Linked DNA regions of Homo sapiens: region 2 is linked to region 1. Evidence: chromatin contacts called from ENCODE POLR2A ChIA-PET data. All regions are on one chromosome and are shown on one strand. The core of a region is the stretch at or near the end of the contact, and the rest is flanking DNA. Distances in the headings are between cores, read along the strand shown.

Region 1 (4,875 bases), core at 1,666-4,165:
TTATTTTCTTGCCCAGAGGTAAAATTATAACGTGCAAAAACATCAAATATGATAACAGTCATCATTGAAGACTCACATGTTAAGTATCTGCTATGTGCCCAGTCATCTCATTGTACCTTAAAATCGTCTGAGAAGTAGATTTTTTAATCACTGATTTACAAACGAGGAAACTAAGACTCGGAAATTAAGTTGCTTAAGGTTACTCAGTAAAATGGTGGGGTTAGGGTTTGACTTCATCATTAACTTTGTAAAATAATGTTTAACGTTCTTGGTATACCAGTGATATATTGCAAACAGTTCTAATGTGAGTGAGAGAACCTCTTCTCCACCCTATTTTAAAACATTTTTACTGACCTATGCAAGCATTTTACATTTCCTCACCTTGGGCTCTGGGGCTTTAACTGTATGGTTACATCATTTGCAAGAATAAGTTGGTCCCTGTCCCGTCTCTGCTGTGTGGGATCACAAGCGACAATTACAGTTTTTTTTCTAGTCAGCAATAATGAGATAAAATGAAGCCAGAATTTTTTACCTCAGCTGTTGTTGCTATTGTGCCTGAGCTTATTTCCTTTATTGATATCTTAAGAGTGAAAAAATGAATGCTCCAGGAGGGCAGTGTGTCAGTTGAAGTGCATTGTGTATAGTTTATATAGTTAAGTGCTTTTGGCTAAATATGATGTTGTTTTTCTAGTGGAATGGAATTTAACTTTCTAAAATGATTAAGGGTAATTTTAGTCGTTTTGTATTTACATTTAATGAACTTCACTGGTCTCATTGTAAATAAAGCGTTTTGAGAGAAATATTCAGCAGAATGGTGTGGGGCGCAATGAAAACAGTTTATGCATGGGCCTTGTTTTCATTTAAGTTCTTATTTCTTTACAGTTATACTTAGTTTACTCTGAGTTTGGTTTCTAAGTCAGCTTTAGGAAAAATTGTGAAGCAGGTATCTTTGGACTCTGAGTTTGGTTTCTAAGTCAGCTTTAGGAAAAATTGTGAAGCAGGTATCTTTGGCATTCCCAGCCTTTCTGTCCATTTTCCTGATGCCACTTTGCTTCTCTTTTTTCTTCTGACATCCGTTATTTAGTAATTTATATTTATATTTAGACCTCAGTATAAATTTAAGTAACTATTAGATTCCAGAGATATTTTAATTTTATCCTTTATTTCAGTGTGTAATGAGACTTTTGTTCATATAAAAGGAAATAATTTAGAGAAATAGGCTATCTAAGGATATGTTCCAGAGATATTTTTATTTTATCCTTCTTTACTTTTTTTTTTTTGAGATGGAGTCTCGCTCTGTCGTCCAGACTGGAGTGCAGTGGCGCGATCTCAGCTCACTGCAACCTCCACCTCCAGGGTTCAAGCAATTCTCCTGCCTCAGCCTCCCAAGTAGCTGGGATTACAGGCACGCACCACCACGTCCAGCTAATTTTTGTATTTTTAGTAGAGACAGGGTTTTACCATGTTGGCCAGGGTGGTCTCGAACTCCTGACCTCAGACCATCATTTTCTAAGGTGATCTTTCTGTAGCATAAACAAATGTCATTCCTCTGCTTTAAAACCCTGCAGTGATATCCCATTGCAACAAGTTGAAGGTCTGAATTTCTTTTACATTGATCTGTAAGTCCTGTACCATCTGCTCTGCCTACCTCGGGCTTCTTCACATCCTGCCTCCTTCTCATTGTTTAGATCAAATCTCAACTATTACCTCCTCAGAAAGACCTACTTTGATCACCTTATTTCTTGTTTTTTTTTTTTTTTTTTTAATACGGAGTCTTAATAGATTTTTTTAAATTACATGTATCTGTTTTTTATTTATTTTAAATTAATTTAATTTAATTTAATTTTTTTGAGATGGAATTTCGCTTTGTCGTCCAGTCTGGAGTGCGGTGGCGTGATCTCAGCTCACTGCAACCTCTTCCTCCCAGGTCAAAGTGATTCTCTTGCCTCAGCCTCCTGAGTAGCTGGGATTACAGGCGTGCACCACTAAGCCCAGCTAATTTTTTTTTTTTTTTTTTTTTGAGACAGAGTTTCACTCTTTTCACCCATGCTGGAGTATAATGGCACGATCTCAGCTCACTGCAACCTCCGCCTCCCAGGTTCAAGTGATTCTCCTGCCTCAGCCTCCCAAGTAGCTGGAATTACAGGCATGCGCCACCATGCCTGGCTAATTTTTGTATTTTTAGTAGACGCAGGGTTTCACCATGTTGGCCAGGCTGGTCTTGAACTCTGGACCTCAGGTGATCCACCTGCCTCTCAGCCTCCCAAAGTGCTGGGATTACAGGTGTGAGCCGCCGCACCCGGTACCTGGCTAATTTTTGTATTTTTTGTAGAGACAGGGTTTCACCATGTTGGCCAGGCTGGTTTTGAACTCCTGATCTCAGGCGATCTACCCACCTCAGCCTCCCAAAGTGTTGGAATTACAGGCGTGAGCCACTGCACCCGGCTTCGCTTTATTTCAAGTAGTGCCTTCAATTGCTGTCACATCATCTTATTTTCAGTATATGATATTACCTTGTTTGTTACACGTTTATTGTCTGGCTTCCCTCCACCAGATGACAAGTTTGTCTTATTTGTTGCCCTGTCCCCAAACAACTAGGATAGTGCTGGCGTACAGTTAGCAATCAGTAAATGTTTGCCAACATAATGTGAAATAGCTAATCAAGAACTTAAGGAACAGAATTGCTTTAATTTCTGTTTATCAGAAGGAAGCATTTATAATTTAGTGAAAGAAATTACAGGTGCAGCAGTTGGAGGCATATGGACTTGATGTGCAATTTGCCCAGATTATCATTTCTGTACTTCGTTCTTCTTTCTCTCTTTTCTGTGGGGAGGTGGGGGAGGGACAGAGTCTGGCTCTGTTGCCCAGGCTGGAGTGCAGGGCATGATCTCCGCTCACTGCAACCTCCGCCTCCTGGGCTCAAGCAATCCTGCCACCTCAGCCTCCTGAGTAGCTGGAACCATGCCACCACACCTGGCTAATTTTTTTTTTTTTTTTTTTTTTTTTTTTTTTTTGAGACGGAGTCTTGCTCTGTCGCCCAGGCTGGAGTGCAGTGGCGCGATCTCGGCTCACTGCAAGCTCCGCCTCCCGGGTTCACGCCATTCTCCTGCCTCAGCCTCCCGAGCAGCTGGGACTACAGGCGCCCGTCACCGCGCCCAGCTAATTTTTTTTTTTTTTTTTTTGTATTTTTAGTAGAGACGGGGTTTCACCGTGGTCTGGATCTCCTGACCTCATGATCCGCCCGCCTCAGCCTCCCAAAGTGCTGGGATTACAGGCGTGAGCCACTGTGCCCGGCCTACACCTGGCTAATTTTTATGTTTTTGTTTTTGTTTTTTTTTGATGCAGAGTCTCACTCTGTCGCCTAGGCTGGAGTACAGTGGCGGAATCTCGGCTCACTGCAACCTCCATCTCCCGGGCTCAAGTGATTTTCATGCCTCCGCTTCCTGAGTAGCTGGGATTACAGGCACATGCCACCACGCCCAACTAATTTTTGTATTTTTTAGTAGAGATGGGGTTTCACCATGTTGGCCAGACTGGTCTCAAACTCCTGACTTCAAGTGATTCGCCCACCTCAGCCTCCCAAAGTGCTGGGATTACAGGCGTGAGCCACCACGCCCGGCCAAATTTTTATGTTTTTTGTAGAGACGAGGTATTGCCATGTTGCCCAGGCTGAACTCTTGGGCTCAAGCTATCTGCCTGCCTTGGTCTCCCAAAGTGGTAGGATTACAGGCGTGAACCACCAGGCCCAGACCTTCTTTCCCATTTTTAATGGTAAAATGGGAATCAATATGGAAAAATATAAAAGAGGCCTGTGTTAACATGTTAACTCCGGTCACTTAATACTGGATGACACTTTGCAAAGTACTTAAACTGTGAACCTCAGTTTTTCATCTATAAGTAGTTCTGTACCTGTAGATGAAAGTTCTACAATCTACAAGTAGAGATAATTCTGTCTGGAATTTACATTCCAGACACTGTCTACAGTGCTGGAAATTACATTCCCAGTTTGTGAGAGACGAATTGGACTAGCCTCTCTGTAGTAAATTAGCATATGCTTTGAAGAACTAGGAGGACAAAATGGAAAATATTGTGTTAATGACATCCATTTTGTCTTTTTTTTTTTTTTTTTTTTGAGACATATTCTTGTTCTGTCACCCAGGCTGGAGTGCAGTGGCATGATCTTGACTCACTGCAACCTCTGCCCCCTGGGTTCAAGTGATTCTCCTGCCTCAGCCTGCCAAGCAGTTGGGATTACAGGTACACACACCACACCCAGCTAATTTTTTGTATTTTTTTGTAGAGATGGGGTTTTGCCATGTTTGCCAGTCTGGTCTCAACCTCCTAAGCTCAAGCAGCCCACCCTCCTTGGCTTCCCAAAGTGCTGAGATTACAGGCATGAGCCACCGCACTCTTCTTAGCTATTTTTCATAGAAACTTTATGTATAAAAATAGAAGGGTAATGACACACCACCTTTCTACTGATCTCCCCACTTCAGTAGTTATCACATAACAGTCTTTTTTCACCTATCTCCTTCACTTTACCTCCTCTCCCTTAGTACTTTGAAGTAAATCTCAATGCAAGCTGGTATGTTTTTCAAAATGAAACATATAAACATGGACTAGAAAAAAATCTCTTCATACAGGATTTGGTTTTGCAGAGAATTTACAAAGTACGGTTAATGTATGCCAATGGTTTCTCAGTTTGGATATCGAGATCCTTAGATGGACCATGAAGCTGGTAATAATTTTATAGCTAACTTTTGTTAAGTGCTTACTATATGCCAGGCACTGTTCTAAGCATTTTACGTGTATTCATTCATTCAGTTCTCACAACTCTTTTAATTAGGTATTATTATGATCTCCATTTTACAGATT
Region 2 (4,875 bases), core at 1,615-4,114, 660 kb after region 1:
TGGTCAGGCTGGTCTTCAACTCCTGACCTCAGGTGATCCGCCCACCTCGGACTCCCAAAGTGCTGGGATTACAGGTATGAGCCACCGTGCCACCACCTTTTTTTTTTTTAAGAGATGGTGTCTCTCTCGCTCTGTCTCCTAGGCTAGAGTACAGCGGCATCATCATAACCTTGAGCTCCTGGGTTCAAGGAATCCTCCCGCCTCAGCCTCCTGTGTAAAAGCATCATTCCTGGCTAATTTTTTTTTTTTTTTTTTTGAAACTGAGTTTTGTTCTTGTTGCCCAGGCTGGAGTGCAATGGCACCATCTCGGCTCACTGCAGTGAGCCTCCCAGATTCAAGTGATTCTCCTGCCTCAACCTCCCAAGTAGCTGGGATTACAAGCATGCGCCACCACACCCAGCTAATTTTTTGTATTTTTAGTAGAGACGGGGTTTCACCATGTTGGCAAGGCTGGTCTCAAACTCCTGGCCTCAAGTGATCCGCCCGCCTCAGCCTCCCAAAGTGCTGGGATTACAGGCGTGAGCCACCACGCCCGGCCTGGCTAATTTTTTTTTTTTTTTTTTAAGAGACGTAGTCTCGCTCTGTCGCCCAGGCTGGAGTGCACTGGCGCGATCTCGGCTCACTGCAAGCTCCGCCTCCCGGGTTCACGCCATTCTCCTGCCTCAGCCTCCCGAGTAGCTGGGACTACAGGTGTGCCCGCCACCACACCTGGCTAATTTTTGTATTTTTAGTAGAGACAGGGTTTCACCGTGTTAGCCAGGATGGTCTCGATCTGACCTCGTGATCCGCCCGCCTTGGCCTCCCAAAGTGCTGCGATTACAGATGTGAGCCACCATGCCCAGCCTTTATTTTTTATTTTAAATATATATATTTTTTTTTTATGGAACAGTTCACAAATGTGCATGTCATCCTTGCTCAGCGGCCATGCTAATCTTCTCTGTGTCATTCCAATTTTAGCGCATGTGCTGCTGAAGTGAGCACTGATCTCAGTCTTGAAAGAGGACTAGGTGTTTGCTTGGTGAATTGGGAGGGAGGAGGGAAGGTGGTTAGGAAAGGCATTCCAGGCAGAGGGAGTAATTAATAGAATCAAATGCAGGCAGGCGTGAAATAGCATGGTGAGCTAGGGGAAATGGAATTTGTTTTGCACAGCTGGAGCATAAAATTTGAGGGAGAAGTAGGACATGGAAAAAGATGAGACAGAGGGGGCAGGCAGGAGGCAGATTATGGAGGCCTCATAGGCCCTTCTAAGGTGATTGGATTTTATTTTAGGCCGTGGGGAACTATTTTAAATTATATTCTGGGTCCTAAAAGAATCAGATTTTCTTTTTTCAAATGATCATTCAGGCCACTTTGTGAAGGACAGCCCAGGAGGGCTCTTGGTTGGAAGCAGGTGATTGGTTAAGAGACTACTGGAATAGTCCAGACGAGAGATATTGAGGGCCTAGAGTGGGGCAGTAACAGAGAGTTAGAAACTAGGGCATGGATAGGAATTAAGATAGAATTCACAGGACCTGGTGACCCACATGGAATCTAAGTATTGAGTGGGTTATAAAAATAGGAGAGATTTGCTGGGCGCGGTGGCTCATGCCTGTAATCCCAGCACTTTGGGAGGCCGAGGCGGGCGGATCACGAGGTCAGGAGTTCGAGACCAGCCTGGCCAATATGGTGAAACCCCGTCTCTACTAAAAATACAAAAATTAGCTGGGCCTGGTGGTGGGCGCCTGTACTCCCAGCTACTTAGGAGGCTGAGGCAGGAGAATTGCTTGAACCTGGGAGGCGGAGGTTGCAGTGAGCCAAGATTGCACCACTGCACTCCAGCCTGGGCGACACAGCGAGATTCCGTCTTAGAAAAAAAAAAAAAAAGGAGAAATTTAGATGTTGGGTATCAAGGGTGTCAAGGGTATAGGGTTGGAAAGGCAACGCTAAAGGACAGCAAATGTGGGGGTAAGATATTTGCAGCAGATGCTTCACAGAATTTGCTTATACACTATTTAAAGATGACTCCAATTATAACATTAAAGAAAAGAATTGCTGGGCGCGGTGGCTCACGCCTGTAATCCCAGCTCTTTGGGAGGCCAAGGCGGGCAGATCACGAGGTCAGGAGTTCGAGACCAGCCTGACCAACATGGTGAAACCCCATCTTTACTAAAAATACAAAAAAAAAAATTAGCCGGGTTTGGTGGCACGTGCCTTGTAATCCTGGTTACCCAGGAGGCTGAGGCAGGAGAATCACTTGAACCCGGGAGGTGGAGGTTGCAGGAGCCGAGATCGTGCCATTGCACTCCAACCTGGGCAACAGAGTGAGACTCCGTCTCAAAAAAAAAAAAAAAAAAGAATTGAGAGGAGTTAGGCAGAGGTAAAAGTAACCAAAGGTCAGTTTTAAATGCTTGCCTGGCAGATCACCTGAGGTCAGGAGTTTGAGACCAGACTGGCCAACATGGCGAAACCCCATCTCTACTAAAAATACAAAAAAATTAGCTGGGCATGTTGGCAGGCGCCTTTAATCCCAGCTACTCAGGAGGCTGAGGCAGGAGAATCGCTTGAACCCGAGATGCAAAGGTTGCAGTGAGCCAAGAACGCACCATTGCACTCTAGCCTGGGCGACAAGAGTGAAACTCCGTCTCAAAAAAAAAAAGACATCTGCATTTTCCTTGATGTGTGGGGTAGAGGTTGGCTAGAAGCAGCTGGAGTGTCCGTACCTATCTTTCTTCCTCTTTTCCCATACCCTCCCCTCCACAGAAGTGACACAGCCCTAGAGGAGGCAGTAGCAGAGGTGCTAGACCATCGACCCATCGAGCCGAAACACTGCCCTCCCTGCCATGTTTCAGTTGAGCTGGTGGGGTCCTGTGCTACCCTGGTGACCGAGAGAATCCTGCAGGGGGCACCAGAGATCTTGGACAGGCAAACTGCAGCCCTTCTGCATGGTAAGGGTGGCTTTTGGATTGGGACCTCAGTAGTTCTATTCCTGTCCCTGAGAAGGGAGGGTGGAAAAGTCTAGACGCTTCCAGCCTAACCATATGCTCTCAGAGCCATTCAGCTCATACCAAAAGATAGGATTCTTTCAGGGGACAATTGAGCATGTGTTTAAAGGCCTGTGGGATACTTGTTGGAGAAAGTAGAAAGGAAGTGCAGGGCAACAGACCAAGAAGCTTCCTATTGGCATCATTTTATGATGGAAGGAGGATTAGCTAAAGAAGCAGGAAACAGATTCCAATACCAATTCCTCCAGGAAATAGGTGACCTTGAGCAAATCTCTTAACCTTTCTTGTTCTCATTTTTCCACTTGTAAAAAAAAAGAGAGAGAGAGTGAGTTGGACTAGACTGTCTTTTCCAACTTAGAAGATTCTTTGATGGGATTTGGCCTACTGAAGAGGTGTATCTCTGTCTGACTAGGCTGTAAAATCTCCAAGGTTTGAGATGCTCAGGCTTTCTTTCTACCTTTTCCCCATTTCCCTTCCTACATTTTAGTTTGGATTTGGGAGGTCTGAGGACACTGTCCATCCCAGTTTCTCATTTTGCTTTCAGAGATTTTGCTATACAAATCTCCTTGTGTGTGTCCATTTGGTGTGAAGGTTATATATGTTCTGGTGGTTGTGTGTGAAGGGTCACAGGATTCAAGTTCCACCATCTCCCTTCTCCACAGGAACCATCATCCTGGACTGTGTCAACATGGACCTTAAAATTGGAAAGGCAACCCCAAAGGACAGCAAATATGTGGAGAAACTAGAGGCCCTTTTCCCAGACCTACCCAAGAGAAATGATATATTTGATTCCCTACAAAAGGCAAAGTTTGATGTATCAGGTATGAAATGTTAGCTGACTTTTCTGCCTCCCAGATAAGAAAACAGAAAGGCAAGCCTTGTTCATTATATTATTTTTTTTTTTTTGAGACAGAGTCTTGCTCTGCCACCCAGGCTAGAGTGCAGTGGCACAATCTTGGCACACTGCAACCTCGACCTCCTGGGTTCAAGCGATTCTCCTGCCTCAGCCTCCCGAGTAGCTGGGATTACAGGCGCCCACCACCACGCCCAGCTAATTTTGGTATTTTTAGTAAAGATCGGGTTTCACCATGTTGACCAGGCTGGTCTTGAACTCTGAAGCTCAGGTGATCTGCCCGCCTGGGCCTCCCAAAGTGCTGGGATTACAGGCATGAGCCACCGCGCCTGGCCAATTATTTAAATTTTATACCAGAAAGAAATGAAGTACCATATTAGCCTAAGCATGAAATAATCAGTCATTTACTGGATTGTTCTATCCTGGCTCTTGGTTAGGATGAGGAGGAATGTATTAAGAGCCTCAGAAGGGCCAGACGCAGTGGCTCACGCCTGTAATCCCAACACTTTGGGAGGCCGAGGTGGGCAGATCACCTGAGGTCAGGAGTTCAAGACCAGCCTAGCTAACATGGTGAAACTCCGTTTCTACTAAAAATACGAAAAATTAGCTGAGCGTGGTGGTGTGTGCCTGTAATCCCATCTACTCAGGAGGCTGAGGCAGGAAAATCGCTTGAACCCGGGAAGTGGAGGTTGCAGTGAGCCGAGATTGCGCCATTGTACTCCAGCTTGGGCAACGACAGCGAAACTCCGTCTCAAAAAAAAACAAAAAGAGCCTCATAGGTTCCAGTCTATTCAGAGAATACAGGACATATATATAAAATATGCTGAGAGTATACTAAATTATCAGAGTGAAATCTATAGAATTGGTTAGGGAGGCAAAAGAAATATTTTGTGAGTAAACAAAAGATGAAGAGAACCCAAAAAAAACTGTATTCTTGTACTCAGCTACCACCTGTTGACATAAAAAGGAAGAAAGAAAGAAAGAACTCACATGTAAACAGTATAGGAAGAGGGAAAGATAAAAAGTAAAAGCCTCTGTTCT

Evidence for each region. ChIA-PET counts read pairs that join two places held with the same protein, here RNA polymerase II (POLR2A).
Region 2: POLR2A ChIA-PET joins it to region 1 with 12 read pairs in activated B cell. The contact joins two enhancer-like sites. POLR2A ChIA-PET finds 5 or more read pairs at or near these places in 5 of 52 experiments (PC-9, activated B cell, activated CD4-positive, alpha-beta T cell and 1 more).

What each region holds. Positions count from the first base shown.
Region 1 is chr1:150,366,461-150,371,335 of GRCh38, forward strand. All of the region lies in intron 1 of RPRD2 (regulation of nuclear pre-mRNA domain containing 2), which reads left to right. Among named protein-coding and RNA genes, the nearest start is that of RPRD2, 4.8 kb to the left of the region's middle. Within about 2 kb of position 2,916, at least 2 of the 41 ENCODE cell types and tissues checked have a DNase peak (open chromatin) inside an H3K27ac peak, as active enhancers do.
Region 2 is chr1:151,021,872-151,026,746 of GRCh38, forward strand. PRUNE1 (prune exopolyphosphatase 1) reads left to right here. Exons shown (of 8, transcript NM_021222.3): 4 at 2,740-2,924; 5 at 3,644-3,802. It also overlaps the pseudogene RNU6-884P. Among named protein-coding and RNA genes, the nearest start is that of BNIPL, 12 kb to the right of the region's middle. Within about 2 kb of position 2,865, at least 10 of the 41 ENCODE cell types and tissues checked have a DNase peak (open chromatin) inside an H3K27ac peak, as active enhancers do.